Linked DNA regions of Mus musculus: region 1 is linked to region 2. A link is a loop called in an ENCODE intact Hi-C map of the cell type or tissue named here. Cell type or tissue: heart. All regions are shown on one strand.

What was found. A loop is a pair of places that touch in the nucleus more often than their neighbours do. Peaks named below come from ENCODE experiments on the same cell type or tissue, not always from the same donor. Only the 100,000 strongest peaks of a DNase experiment are listed, where the experiment ranks them.
Region 1: it touches region 2 in a loop (2.3-fold over the local background); 2 of 42 quality-filtered maps call a loop at or near these places.

The regions. Positions count from the first base shown.
Region 1 is chr8:18,719,410-18,727,409 of GRCm38, forward strand. All of the region lies in intron 12 of Mcph1 (microcephaly, primary autosomal recessive 1), which reads left to right. The region is part of intron 1 of Angpt2 (angiopoietin 2); the gene reads right to left. Among named protein-coding and RNA genes, the nearest start is that of Angpt2, 18 kb to the right of the region's middle. In heart, no CTCF peak of the experiment used is centred here; no DNase peak of the experiment used is centred here; H3K27ac peaks cover 1,012 bases.
Region 2 is chr8:18,814,809-18,822,808 of GRCm38, forward strand. No RefSeq gene overlaps it. Among named protein-coding and RNA genes, the nearest start is that of Agpat5, 27 kb to the right of the region's middle. In heart, a CTCF peak has its summit at 3,186 (motif pointing left); no DNase peak of the experiment used is centred here; H3K4me3 peaks cover 374 bases; H3K27ac peaks cover 1,150 bases.

The sequences.
Region 1 (8,000 bases), 95 kb before region 2:
TAAATCCACCACTGGAAGTGAACATTCACGTTCCTTTTCGATACTAGACTTCTGCAACCATTTCCATATACACACTACAAATAACCCAGACATTTGTGCTTGAAAACTTGAGTTCAAAATTATTAAATCCAGGGATGCTGTGTGGGGAAGGCTTTTGACCTAATGTTCTCTAGTCTCTGTCCTGGGGAAATTCTGAGGCATCATTTGAGGTCTCCAGATAGAAACCCGGCAGGGCCTGGGCCCGCCCCCTCTGTAGCACAGCTTTGTTGGTTTTGGTTTTCAAGTCTCCAAGCTTTTGCTGCCTAAGCATCTGTGTTCTCAGCAGTGCTGCTGGGCGATGCTGAGATTAAAGGGGATGGGGCAGGAGGCTCATGCTTCAGAGAAACCTTTGCCTTCCATGTATTGGGGCGTGGAGGGAGGTCCCATCCACAAAGGCATATCACCATGGATTATATACAGGTCATGTTCTGGTGCCTCCAGAGCTGGGAAGCAAATGTCTTTCTGCTTACTCTGTTTGTAGACACCATTTACATTGTGGCTTAGGAACACACACATCAGGGCCAATTGCCCACCTCTGCTCCAAAGCTTTGCCTCCTTTGCATAACCAGTGTAAATCAGCTCAATGCGGGAGATAGACAGCAGTTGGCCATCCATGGCCATGGGACCCCAGCTCATGTAGGGCCTTCCAAGAGCACACTAATACTAATTGTTCTCTCTCTGTCAGTTTTACTTTTGGTCGGTTAATCTGAATGTCTTTCTGTTATCTGATGCAAGGTCTAGACAAACTAGTCGCTTTGCTCCCTTTATAAGTACAAAGAGACAGAATGTCATCATTCGTCTTGGTAACACCCCCCCCCCCACTCCAACCCCTGTACATCAAGATGCCTGCCACAGGTGGAATTGCAGGCCCTGGTTGACAGCCTTGTCCGCAGCTCCTGAGATGATACAGCTTAGCTGAGTCTGTGTGTTCCTGTGTAGTACACACTGTCAGGTCAGCCCTGCTTGTCGTTTAGTCTCTGTGACTGCTCCTTTACCAGGTTGTTGGGGTACCTTTACATAGGCCACACCCCTTTGCTGCTGTGTCTGTCCCATCATCGATTCCAAATCTAGAAAGGAAGTGTGCAGCTGCCCTTAAAGCCCCCCACCATCTCCTCCTGATACCGTGGCTCTCCCCTCAGCGGCTGCCGCTCTGAATGTAGGCAGGTTTCATGAAGCTTTATAGAGTGGGGTGGGTACTTTATTTAGCACGAGATATCATTCTATTAAAAGTGTCTTCTAGAGAGAGCTTGGGATATATATTTCTCCAGTACTTGTTAGAGCACAGGCCCATTGGACCTTACATAGATCATACATCATGGGATAACATGTGGTAGAGCTCCCCAGACCAGTCCACCATTTGCTAAGCATAGCAGGGTGATATTCTTAGCTCCCCTCCCCCCCTTTTTTTTTCCTCAGTGGATTCTCACATTCTTAGCTTGGGTTTCCCCGGGATCAGAGTCTGAGACCAAGGCAGGCATACAGGAAGTTTATTTAGGAAGTAGTCCCAGAGAGTAGCCAAGGATGGTCAAGGAAGGCAGCAAGGAGGGGCAGCCAGTTCAAACACGAGGACTCTGTTGGCTACCACACTGGTAGCTCATGAGATCTGCAGAAGACCTGGGGAGCCCTGAGAACTGTCCTTTAGTGAGCACTGGTGGCTTTGTAGGCACCCATGCCTTGGGCTGTAATCACCGAGAGGAGTCAGCCAGGGGTCTGGAAGAGGATCCACAACAAGGCCAGTCTCTGGAGTTGGCCCCAAGCATTGAAAGTGGTCCCCAGAAGTATGCCCTAAGATGGCAGGGTGGTACTATTGGGGCTCTTCAATAAGGGGAAACTGAGGCCCGGAAACCTTAAGTATCTCTTCCAGTGTCCCCCAGGCCAGAATATGTAAGCTGACAGAGCAATCTGGGTGGGGTTTTGAGCTGTGTCAAATGTGGCCTTTGATTATAGCCCCAGGCCAGCAATTTGTGTGGTGGCTGTGTGGGAGAGCAACTGCAAATCTGAAAATGACCATCGAAGAGGGTGAGAATGCAGACCGGAAATGCCAGCTGAAGTCCCTACAAGGAGACAGCAGACATGACCTTGCCAAAGCTGGAGCAGCCAAAGAACAGAGGAGACATTCCTTCTAACCTCAGCTTCCACAGGCGTCCTCCATGACTCTGTCACTATGGACATTAACTAGTTCATCCTACTTCTTATTAAAGGCGAGATGAGCCTGGGCATGCAGTTCGGCTTAGGAAGTCTTACAGTGCTCCCTGCTGTGTGCTGCCACTATGGACAGATGCCAGCCAAGCCCTCTGCTCCTTAATTTCCTCTTTCTAGGAGCAATTCAAAGATGCAAAGGATTCCAATGGAAAGACATTTGAGCTGATGTTGGAAGCTGCTAAAAATTGGACAGGGTTAGCTTACATGAAGTAGGTGCACTGGTGGCTTTGTAGATACCCATGGCTTGGGCTGTAATCACCGAGAGGAGTCAGCCAGGGGTCTGGAAGAGGATCCGCAACAAGACCAGTCTCTGGGGTCGGCCCCAAGCAATGAAGGTGGTTCTCAGAAATATGCCCTAAGATGGCAGGGTGGTACTATTGGGGCTCTTCAATAAGGGAAAAATAAGTAGTGCACCTGATATCCCTTTAACTATGAGGGTGTGTGCCTGCCATCCTTTGCCTTTGGTGATGTGCCCTTCATGTCCTTTCCCTATGGTGATGTGCCCTTTATGTCCTTTCCCTATGGTGATGTGCCCCTCATGTCCTATCCCTATGGTGATGTGCCCTTCATGTCCTTTTCCCTATGGTGATGTGCCCCTCATGTCTTTTCCCTATGGTGATGTGCCCTTCATGTCCTTTGCCTATGGTGATGTGCCCTTCATGTCCTTTGCCTATGGTGATGTGCCCTTTATGTCCTTTTCCCTATGGTGATGTGCCCTTCATGTCCTTTGCCTATGGTGATGTGCCCCTCATGTCCTTTGCCTATGGTGATGTGCCCCTCATGTCCTTTGCCTATGGTGATGTGCCCCTCATGTCCTTTGCCTATGGTGATGTGCCCCTGATGTCTTTTACCCTTAACACTGTAGCTTTGCCCCATCCTGAACTGGATGCCTTGGAAGGCATTTCCTCAGTGTGGATGGTGCCTTTCTCCTGGATAGTTTTCATTCTCGTGTGTGAGCGAGCATCCTTCTCTATGCTTTGCCCTTAGTTAGAAGGCGTGGATCCCCCTGTCAGGGACATATGTGTATGTGTCCCCTCTGCATTAATGTGTAGGTGCAGACCTGGAGAGACACTGCAGTGTGATGCCAGGAAGTCTAAGACCAGATCCTGCTCCTCATTTTGGCCACAGCTTTTTTCATTTAATGATTTCATTACAACAAAACTATGCTTTTTTGACCTAGTTAGGGGGGAAATCATCTTCTTCTATTTGATTAGATTATCTCTCCTTTAACCTCTGGTTCCGTTCCCACTCTTCCAAGTGTTTAAGACTACAGTTTTTTTCATATTTATTTTCATACTTGTAATCCCTTGTGTGCACATATTTCACAGGACCGCACATGTGCCTGTGTCTTGCTGAAGCTAAAAGTGACCAGTCTTTTTATAACTCACATTAGAAATACAAACTATTTCACAAAGCCCTGTTTCGTGCATCAATTTTTAAGGTTAAAATATGTCTTTAAACTTTTTAACAAACTCATCTTAAATCTTACTAGTAGGATTTTATTTTTTATTTTATTTTATTTTACGGAACCCAAGCTGACCTAGAACTTTAGAACATTTGGTAAACCTGGCCTTGAACTCATGACCCTCCTTCCTCAATCTACCTCCCAAATCTGGGATTGAAGGGAAGAGCCAACCATATCTGGATATGTGTGTATACTTAATTTTTAAAGAACTACTTCAGGAGCTGAGACTATGGCTCAGTTGACAAGAGCGATTGCCCCTCATTCAGGAAGCCCTGGCTTGATCCTCAACATTGCTTTAAAAACAGGCGTAGTGGGGCACACTTGTTATCCCAGGATGGAGTCAGGAGGACGAGGTCATACTCAGCTATGTAGCAAACTAAGGCAAGCCTGGACAACTGAGATTTAAGCAGCAGTCAGGGGAGGTGTGGCTGTACCCAACACTCACTCAGATAAGGAGACAAAGCTGTCGATGGTGTAACTTTTTTTCCTACCTGTAGTTTACCTTCCTTTCTTGGTCTGAGACTTGATAGGCAGCATATTAAGTACCTATCCGTGTGTTTACTCTGAGCCATTTAAATTTTGATTGTTAAACAGGGACCACGGCTCCCTCTGTGAGGCTGTTAAAAAGCCCTGAGCATGTTTTCACTCTGCCTGTGGCTTGTAGTCCATCAAAACTGCCCTGCAAACCACATGCCCCGAGTTCTGTGGATGGCTGTTGTTTGATTCCACTGAGAAGAGGCTCAACCGGAAACGGCAAATGGTGATTATGACTTCAGGCAAATCAGTGAGTGTCTAATTATGTCTCCTGACCCAAAATAAGCAAGTGTCTACCACAGAATACACACTGTGCCGAGCTTCTCATCACAGCATTTCTGCTTAGGGCTGCTGTGTTGCTGCTCACTCCTGTTCAGGGAGAGTTGGTCACATGTGTGCTGCGGGCTGTCATTCATGCTGGAGGAGAGAAGCTACTCTCCAAGTATCAACAGCAGAAAACAGTTGGCCATGAAGTGAAGGCATACTGTGCCAAACTGAACATATTTCTTCTTTTGATTTTTTTTTTGTGCATGCATATGTGGAGGGGGTGGGGGAAGGGGGGTGTGAGTGTGTGTATGCTTAGGCCAAAGGAGACAGCTTTGTGTATGCTTAAATAATCACATACATGTACACACACACAGGCACACACAAAGATTACAGACAGGATATTTCACATGTTGACCTAGGTATAAATTATCGGATGAATTCTCATTTTAAAGATAATATCAAACTGTGAGCTTGACGTTATCATGCCCTATGTATTCCCTGCATTTTCTGACTCAACCAGAAGAACGTTAAAGGACAAGATGTTTGAAAATGAAACCTTTAATGTATTTAGCTGTGATCGGGAGTATTTGCTTAACATGGGTGAGTTTGTACCTTTTACCTGGGACTACCTGCGTAACGCCTGGAGCATGAACTTGGGGATTCAAGTTCACTGGCCTTGAACTGTGGATGAAACTGTTCTAGCTGCCTGAGGACAGTTAAAGGATTCAGTTAGGTAAATTGTAATTTAGCATTCCGAAACATGACTCTTTCCGGATCAAGCATAAAAGGCATGTGCCCTTGGAAGCCCAAGAAAGAATTCATACAGTTCCCATTAGTCTAAAAATAAATAACAAATAAAGAAATGTCTGAGTCATGCATTGCATTTGATGGAGTCCAGTGGCAGAGAGAACTTAAGCTGTACTGTGGATGGTGGCTCTGCCCGGTGCTCGGTGGAGTGAGGCCGCAGCGCTCTGAGGAAGTGATACGAGCCAGCTGGGTGGATTTAATTCTGTCTTGGGTTCCTCCAGTGCACTAAGTGTGTCATGCTTTGAGTAGCAATGTGGAAGCCTGGCTGTGCCAGGACCGAGTGGCTAGGGAGGGACTTGCCACTGTCTTTGAAGCTCTCCTGCAGGCATCTCCACGGAGAGGCAAGTTGCAGCTCAGCTCCATAGGAGCTCCTGGGCCAGCTTGTTTAAGTTTTCCATTCCTCGTTGGGAAAAGTAACATAGAGATACTGAGGAGCTTGTCATATAAATGGCAAGTTGTAGTGCTCATTTATAGTGCTTACCTAGTGTGCATGAAGCTCTGGGGTCAGTCCCTAGCACCATATAAGCTAGTTTTGGTCACCAACACCTGTACTCCTGGGACTTAGGAGGTGGAGGCAGAGGGATCAAAGGTTTGTGGACATCCTCCACTATATAATGAGTTCAAGGATAGCCTGGGCTACATGAGGCCTTGCTCTGAATGGAAGAGGAGGAGGAGGAAGAGGAGGAGGAGGAGTCAAGTTGAACAAATTAGCACAGACTCCAAAGTCCACACTAAGGCATCCTGAGTGCCTGCAGTGAGCAGACAATACCATGGAGGGGAGTTTTAAAATGCTCAAGGAAAACTCACAGCATTCAACTCTGTCTACTGTTAGAGGAGCCAGAGGCTCAGAGCCCCCCAGTTGTAATGTCTGATCGTCCTTCTGTGAAGCTGAGTTTCTGGTGGCCGCTCTTGCAGAAAGCAAGCCTGGCAGGATAGAAGATGAACTAGAACTCACTGGGGCAGTGTCCACTTTGACTCCAAAGGAACATTGTGCTGCCTATAGGCTAAATCCACTCCATTCATACTTAAGAAACAACTCCATTCAGAAGGCTGAGGCAAACTGAAGGTCAGCCTGGACTACATAACAATACTTTGTCAAAAAAAAAAAAAGTAAACAAAGGGTCATTTATTTCTTGCAGTTTGTGTGCATTTATGTGTTGAAATGACTGCTAAGTGTTTAAATCATTTGGACCTAATGTACTAGTCAATTCATTTATTAAGTATTTGTTTCAACCTAGGGGTGCTATGAAAGAAGTAATAATTACTGAGACACTCTGGATACCAGGAACTAAGAAAAGTGGAAACACATTGGCCAGAGCCTTGCCCTCTGTGGGATTTCGATTGGAGACCCAGCCCTCCTCCTCCTTCCCTGCCTCCAGTCAAGACATTGCCTTTAGTTGCTATCTGTGTGCTTGTCAGCAAACTAGAAACATGAACAGAAGTGCAGAGTGTCTAAGACCTTAGCGGGGCCTTAGAAGAGGTCTTAGACTTGAGTGTTTTTCTAGCTTGTGATGCTTTGAGGCCCTATCCCCCTTCAGGTGAGCAGCTTTCCCAAGTACCTGATGGCATGTTCTCAGAGCAGCGTGTGGTGCCGTGGGACTCCGCCTGCCCCTGGCCAGTGCATTTTGTGGTAGGCAGAAGTGCAGAAGTGGGCATTGGCTTTCAAAGGGCGATCTTGCCAACTACTGCTTGCTCATGATTTACAGTGCGCCCATCCAGTCCTCACTTGTTCTTAGGTGAACAATTCTAGGACACTCAGTTATATAGGAAAGCCACATTGACTTGAGCGCCACAGCCGTCTCTGAGGGAAAGCCTCGGCGTGCCTCTCCAGAAGCTTGTGGTGAAAGTACAAGGGACCTGAGTCATTTTCCCATAATTAGATGCAGTTCGGAGGTCTGCCCCTCTCCCCAGCCCTCTTGCCTTGCATGCAGGGCTGTTCAGTTGGAAGCTAGTGGAAAATTCCTGTGCCCTTTCACCCTGCTGCCACAAGTTATAAAAAGCGTGCCATTCAGAACTGATTTTTCTCCTGCGTGCTTGGATTTTTACTCACAAAATAAAGGGGGACAGTGAGTTTTAAGAATTATATTCTACTTACCAGTGAGGCTAGGGGCTGTGGTACCACTTGGGATCACAGAGCAGCTGGCCCAGTCTGCTACTTCTTTGGGGGCTCATTAATGATATCACTGAGGCCATCTAAGTGGACCTCTTTTTTCAGAGCCACAATGACATTAGCCCCACAGTTCACTCAGAGTTTGCCCTGCTTGGCGTACTTTGTGGGAATGAGGGGCAAACACAGAAGACTGCAGTAGTAGAGTTTGGTTTTTGTTTTTTTCGTATTGTTAGATCTGTTTGTCTTAATCAAAATATGACTCATCCTGCCCCATTTTCAAGCCAAAGCTCACTGCGGTTATCCTGTGACTTGGCCTAAATCCCCATGATCTGCTTTAATTTGATCTCGACAGTTTCCTTCGGCTGTAGGAATTCAGTGTCAAGTTTACAAAGTGTGGGTGCCAGCTTTAATGTTGCATCTCTGTCACTTACTGAGTCCCCTGGTAGAAGGACCTGCCCTGGGGTTTTACTGCTTGTTGGGATCCACATTCTGAGTGTTTCGTTCCTCTGAATCTTGGCCCCCACCTGGGGTGACGTTCAAGGCCAAAGTTAGAGCTGAAGTGGAGAATTTGCTCCC
Region 2 (8,000 bases):
CATCGTGGATTTAGCTAGACATGGTGGTACTTGCCCATAACAGCAGCACTTAGATGTGGAGGCAGGATGATTATAAATTCAGAGAAAACATGGGCTGCATGGAGAGTTCAAGGACATCCTGGGCTACACAGTGAGACCTTGTCTTTAAATATATATATAATCTGGACATGCCACATCTTTTCTTGCACGCGCCTCCTGCATATGCAAGGCCCTGGCTTTGCTTGGTAGCACTGGGAGGGAGCGAAAGGGAAAGGAGGAAATCATGAGTTAGAATTTGCACTGGACACATCTTCTGATCCTGCCGGAGTCCTAAACAGATCTCCAGTGGGGATGGGGCAGAATGTTGTGAAAGGAACTTCATGCCAGGTAAATGACAAGCGTTGTGGCAAAAGTGTGCGACCTTCAAGGAAATTCGAAAAGTGCAAGATCCACATGCCTCGCCTAGAAACCTGAAGGTATTACTGGGCTCTACCTGATGAAAGCCTCAGTTTCCCCAGGACGTCAAAGCTCACTGGGCTTCTGCCTCAAGGTCATTCACAGGAATCCACGAAACCGTTTTCCTTCCTGGGAAATGACTCCTCCCGCCCCAGGCGTGGCAGCACCGCACTTGTCTTCCTTAGCAGAGAACTTCATGTTTCTATGAAGAATAATATGCCATGGGAGTTGTGACCTGAGCATCACGGACACTGTGATTCTATCGTTCTGTCTTTGTGTGCAGTCAAGAGTTAGTTCTTGTGGGTCTCCAAATACTCAGCTCCATTCCAGCTCCTTCTGTGGAATGGAAACCAGCTCCTTCTGGCTTCCTGGAAACCACGTGGCTTCAACAAGACAAGGCAAGACTGCTGGGAACATACCAGGGTGGCCACAGGAAACAAGTGCTTTATAAAGGAAGGGCAATGGCGTCAGAGGTGACATAAGATAGCATGTAACTGAGGTCACTAGGAGACAAACAGGACTGATGCTACTGGTGCTCTCAGGGAGACAGTAAAGAAGCTACCCCAGCTTCAAAGGGTGTGACGGTGACAGGTTCAGGAAGAGGCTGGCATGTTCTTATGTGATGCCACCCAGGCAGAAGAAAAGGGAGTTGTAGCTGAAAGATGCATTTGTATACTCAGGGTCTGACCTTACTGTCTAACCCGGGCAGAAAGAAGCTGACTAGATTGTGAAAGCCCTATTTGATTGGCACAAGTAATGGTCATAAGTGGACACTTGTAAGGACCCAGCTGTTACCAGCAACGTGATATCTGGCTCTGTTCTCATGGCTGCACTGACCCATTCTTATTCATCTCAAGATTTTTCTGTTCCATCCACGTCTACATTGCCATTGACGTTTGCGTTTTCCTTTGTTTAGAACATCATTCATTCTTAGCATGTTAATATCTCAAGGAAGCCACTGATCCTGGCTGGAAAGACATCCCCCACCTCATTTCATTACTGTCCTTACCCGGGAATGTCAGGTACTCTAGCAGTGACCTTTGACCTGGTCTTTGTTCCCCTCGCAGCAACATATTAAGAAACAAGCACACAAATTCCTCAGGTCCAGTGATTATAGAGTTTGTACAAATCCTATGCTGTGCATTTAGGGTCTCAGCTGAGCTTGCTGTTATGGCCTGGGGGGATGTTAGAAACGTGTTAAGACTCGGAGGAAGGTTTGAGAGGACTGGAGAGAGAACTCTATTGGTAAAGGATTTGCCATGCAAGTGTGCAGACCCAGAGTCTCAATCTCCATACAAAGTCAGGTACAGTAACACATATCTAAAACCCCAGAACAAGAGAGATGAAGACGAGCCACCCAGGCTGGCTGAGTCTGTGAGGGCCAGGCTCTATGAGACTCTGTTGCAAAGATAGGATATGAAGAAGCACCCAAACTCAACCTGTCCTACACACCATATACACATGTGCACACAGCCACACACCACATATGTACCACACATACAAAACAAACAAACACAGCACACACACACATGTGCATGCAGGTGTACACCACACACACACACACACATATTAACATAGATATACACAACATACACAATGCACAGAGTACACATACAACAAGCATGCATACACATGCATACGTATCACACACAGAGTCATGTTTGGAGGGCTTTTTTTCCCAGCCTTCCTTCTATCCAGATGAGGGACCAGTGTCGGAAACTCACTGCTGGTATCTGGTTTCATAAACCCAGTCTCATTCCCTCGTGTTAGAAGTCGCACACATCACAGACCGACTCCAATTCAAAGGCAGCCTGCAAACTTAAGACACTCAAGTAATAATCCCGTAATCAGAGAAAGTTGCTCTTTTGATTGAACAAACCTATGTTTTTAGCTCAAGATGTATGTGTTGCCTCTTCCAGAGTCGCTCCAGCCAGTCTCTGGTTATCACAGCCACAGAGAGACAGCTGATCAGTCTTCAGTGTGGGGTAAAAGCAGCGGCATTTTCAAGATTTCTGGTTTCACCCTTTTAACCCAAAGACTAGCTATAAATAGACGCGAAGTCTGGGGTTTCCATGGCTGAGTGCTGCTATAAATAGCTTTAGACATTTTCCCACTTCATGCTTTCTAAAAGAACATTCTCTACTTCCCTTCTTGGATAACCTTTGGGAATAGAGCAAGACCACATTCAGAAGTTTATTACGGGACCCTGACAGAATGGCTAATGAGCCTTCCAGCAACCGTGAGTGTCCCGCAGATATTAGAAACAAACCTGAGAATAAAAGGATTTCATAAGTGTATGCAGTTAAACTCTTACATGTAAACATATTTCTGAAAGAGACATTTTCAAAGGAAGCAGGCTGTTAATATTTTGCCCACTTTCTCATGTCCCTGGGAATGTTCTTCTAAAACACAAAATTAAGCCTAAATTAACCATTCATCAGTTCTGAAGTGAAACAAATGTACTCTTCTTTCCTTCTCTTGTCAGGCCACTGTGGGGGTGTGAAGAAATGCATTGCCTTCATCTCCCTCACAACACCTCCTAGAGAAAGAGGTGCTGGCCCAGCTACCGGGAGTTCAAAAAGTCTGTCTTCTGCATTGAGAATGCGCATGGGACCTTCTTGTAAGGACCTCGGGTAAGATCCTACACTGAAGTGCTCTCTGCTGGTGCTGCTGGCTTGTGGAAGCCGGAGCAGAGTCCCACAGAAAGGCCTCTGAGCATGTCCAATGCCTGCCTGCTAGCAACCTCTGCTGGTGGTTATTTTCAACAGAGAAGGAAGGGAACCAGCAGCTAAGTAAGCAGAGGAAAGGGAAGGTTCATACGGCCCCAAATCAGGTTCTGGGTTTGCTGTGTTTTGTTTAAAGGTGGACAAAAGAAGATCAGTAAGAGACGCTCAAGATACTGGTGATTTTTGAAGCAGAGTATTTGAGCACTTTTAGCGCTACAGAAAATATTGAGCAAAATATTGGACAAAATTGAAAAAACATTGAACAACAACAACAGAAAGAAAAAAAAAAACAAATAATGTTCCTAGCACTGTCAGTTTCCTCTGTTCTTAATGTAGCAAGATTGTGGGTTGTATTGGTTACAGTTCTAATATGTTGATTAAAATTAGCCCACAGTTTAAATTAAGGGTCACTGCTTGTGTTGGGCACTCCACAGGTTTGGGCAAGTAGAAAATGACACAAGCCACATCTTAAATGTTTTACAAATGAATAGATTTCTCTCTGCCCCAATCTCCCGACTCTCCACCTACTCATCTTCCTCCCCCCGAAACCCCTGTCAACTATTCATAAATGGTGGCCTCTGTGGTTCTTGTCTTTCCCAAGAAACTACCAGACTCTCCTCCACGAGGGCTATTTCGGAATATATTCCAATCAGCAACAAGGGAGTGTTTCTATTGCTGCCCAACAGCATCTGGGGGGCATCAGTGTTCTGTGCATGGCTCTTCTCATGGATGTGCAGTTCATGCCAAGGCTGGGGGGCATCAGTGTTCTGTGCATGGCTCTTCTCATGGATGTGCAGTTCATGCCAAGGCTGGGGGGCATCAGTGTTCTGTGCTTGGCTGTTCTCATACATGTGCAGGGGATGCCAGAGCTGGGGGCATCTGTGTGCTCTTTTCATAAGTGTTCAGTGAATGCCATGGCTGCATTTAATTTATAGTTCCTGGTACACATTGATAAGTGCCTTCTGGATGCTTATTCACCTCTGTGTATTTTCTATGATGAAATATATTAGGATATTTTCTCCATTTTTAAGTTGCCTATTTTTTTTTGTATTAAGTTCTGTCTGTATATTTACCTGAAGTGTTTTGCAAAACAAACATCCATTGCACAACTCATTTTTTCTTCTCTTCATCATTGAACAGCATTTGTCATGGAACCTCAGAGACATTTAAACTAAGAATTCAGCATAATGGATTCTTACTTTTTTTTTTTTTAAGTTAAAAAAGTGTGTGTGTGTGTGTGTGTGTGTGTGTGTGTGTGTGTGTGTGTGTGTGGTGCATGTGCATGTGCATGTGCCCGTGCACATGCACTCTGCTTGTAATGGTGCCTGCAGGGGTCAGAAGAAGGCACCGAATCATCTGGGTGAAGCTGTACTTATAGGCAATTGAGCCCCCTGCCTGGGTGCTGGAAACCAAGCTCTGGTCCTCTGAGGGAGGAGCAAGTATTCTTCATCATGGTGCCATCTCTCCAGGCCCACTTCTGATTTTTAAGAAGACCATAATACAAGGAGGAAGGTCATATAGTTGTAAACCAGATACAAGTATTTCACCCACTCAAGGGCATTCAACTAAATGAAGCAAGCCACTTACAAACAGACAAATACATGTAGTTAGTCATCTCCAGGGGCCAGACCACAGTAACACAAGGTGGAAGACAGCAGTCAGGGCTGCTTGGTGAGTACGGTTTCAGGTTTGCGGAATGCAGCTATCTGGAGAAAGCACTCATAGCTCTATGAATTTTCTTGGTACTGCTGGCACAGACATTTCCAATGAGCTAAGGAGGAGAGCTTCAAGTTATTGAAGTGGACGAAGTGCTTGGGAAGCCAGGCAAACGAGTGAAGAGATTGCTGTCTGGTGTGCTGATCCTCTAAACAAGCCTGTAGTTTCACACATTCGTTCTATTCTTTGGAAGCTTTTTTCGCCTGAGCATGGAAGTTATTCGATAGAATGCCAGGAGCATGCGCGAAGCCCTGGGTTCACTCCTCAGCATCATCTTCAAAATAGAACACATCAGCACTTGGGAAAATTGAGGCACCAGAGCTAAAAATGCAATGTCAGCCTCAGTCTCTGGTATGGTACAAAGTGAGTTCAAGGCCGGGCTACATCAAAATGTGTTTTACGTAATTTTTTGAAGGAACGCAAAAGTTGAGACACGGTGAATGACATGCAGGAGTCTAAAATAGGGACAGAGGCACAAATGCAATTCAACAGTGTACTTTGAAGACGTAGAAACCTTCCCACAAGCAAGCCTTGGGACAGAGCAAAGGGTCAGTGGGACAAGCCAATATCCAAAGGAACACAGTTGCTGAGGAAGAGGAAAACTTTAAGATAATAAGCCAGGCTTGGTGGTTCACACCTTTGATGCCAGCACTCAGGAGGAAAAGGCAAGTGGAGCTCTGTGAGTTCAAAGCTAACCTGGTCTACATAGTGAATTCCAGGGAAGCTAGGGTTACACAGAAATACTGTGTCTCAAGCAACGACAGAAAACATTAAACAACTCACAGAACCCATAGAGGCCTTACTGAAAGGAAGGTCGTCCACAAAACCCAGCCCCATAGCAGAACTGGTACAGGACATACCCAGATACCCAATTCTTAACACAAAGGAGATTTGTTACCCTAGAGGGACAAGTGGGGCAGGAACAGGGGCAAAGGGGCAGCAGCAAGAGCAAGGAAGCAAGAAAAGCTGAACAGCAAGAGAGAGCATCTTTGTAGGAGTGGGCTTTTAAGGAGAAAGGGGGTGTCCGTTCTGGGGTGAGTTGGTAATTCTGTTTGGACATGGTAGACAATGAGTTTTGATTGTTGGATCTTGGTGCTTCATCTCAGGAGCAAGTCAGTGGCCAACTAAGGCAACAGATGTTGGGGGCTAGCTTTAGAAATGTAACATTTTTAGCAAGGGGCAGGGAAGCGGGTAAAGAGGCCACATCTGTGTCCAGTGTTTGCCATACTGAGGCCTGCTAGAGCCTCTTCACTTACTGTGGGAGTCAGCTCACGCACAGCAGGCCACTGAAGTCAGTTATCCAGACAGAAGCCATAAGCTTATGAGGGAGCAATAAATGGACATTAAGAGGCTAGTGATAGTGCAAGATAAATTTGGTTCTAGTTATGGATATCCCTAGTTACAGGAAAGTCTCCTTGTAGGATCGGATGAAGGTAAGGCTAAGTAGGAAGACGTCTTGGTGGGAAGAGGGAGAGTCTCCAGATCTTGTAACATTATTAATCCTCTTAATCTGGTTAATAAGAGTATTATCCCAGTGTTAAAATTCTCAAGACCTCATTGTGACCTAAAGAAGTAAAGATGGGAAAGAAAGGAAACAGGCATTTTAACCAAACAAGAACCAAAATCAAACTATTTTCTGCAAAGCTGATGGAAATAGCTGGTGAAATAGCTTCATGCAAAAAGACACTGGCTACCCAGGGTGATGACCACAGGTCATCCACAGGTTGATCCACAGGTAGAAATATAGAATTGGCCTGCAGGAGTTGTCCTCTGATTCCACATGAGCTTCATGGGATATGTGGTATAATAATAAATAATAAAAGAAAGTAACAAATAATAAAATAATAAAAGAAAAAATAAATACAAGTGGCAGAGAAACATTGTCAAATGCTCAGCATCTCTAGCCACCAGAGAAATGCAAGTTTACATTACCTTGAAATTCCATCTCACCCAAGTCAGAAAACAAAATCATATTGAGAAAACAAAAGGAAGCAAATGCTGGTGAGGAATTCTGGGAAAGACTGAAGTCTCACTGTTGGATGGAATGTAAATTATTAATGTCTTTTGCCCCATTTTTCTCTCATGTCATAACCCTAAAGACAGACTTGGGGTCACTGGACTTTTCTCTTTGCCCTACCCCCAACACACCCACATGGGTTCAATATCTTTTTCTTTTTTCTTTTTTTTTAATTGGGTGTTTATTTCATTTACATTTCCAATGCTATCCCAAAAGTCCCCCATATGCTCCCCCACCCACTCCCACTTCTTGGCCCTGGCGTTCCCCTTTACTGAGGTAGATAAAGTTTGTAAGACCAAACTTTATCTCTCTTTCCACTGATGGCCGACTAGGACATCTTCTGATTCATATACAGCTAGAGACACGAGCTCCGGGGGGTACTGGTTAGTTCATATTGTTGTTCCACCTATAGGATTGCAGATCCCTTCAGCTCCTTGGGTACTTTCTCTAGCTCCTCCATTGGGGGCCCTGTGATCCATCCAATAGCTGACTGTGAGCATCCACTTCTGTGTTTGCCAGGCCCCGGCATAGTCCCACAAGAGACAGCCATATCTGGGTCCTTTCAGCAAAATCTTGCTAGTGTATGCAGTGGTGTCAGTGTTTGGAAGCTGATTATGGGATGGATCCCCGGACATGGCAGTCTCTTTATAGTCCATCCTTTCGTCTAAGCTCCAAACTTTGTCTCTGTAACTCCTTCCATGGGTGTTTTGTTCCCAATTCTAAGAAGGGGCAAAGTGTCCACACTTTGGCCTTCGTTCTTCTTGAGTTTCATGTGTTTAGCAAATTGTATCTTATATCTTGGGTATTCTAAATTTCTGGGTTAATATCCACTTATCAGTGAGTACATATTGTGCAAGTTCTTTTGTGATTAGGTTACCTCACTCAGGATGATGCCCTCCAGGTCCATCCATTTGCCTAGGAATTTCATAAATTCATTCTTTTTAATAGCTGAGTAGTACTCCATTGTGTAGATGTACCACATTTTCTGTATCCATTCCTCTGTTGAGGGGCATCTGGGTTCTTTCCAGCTTCTGGATATTATAAATAAGGCTGCTATGAACATAGTGGAGCATGTGTCCTTCTTAGCGGTTGGAACATCTTCTAGA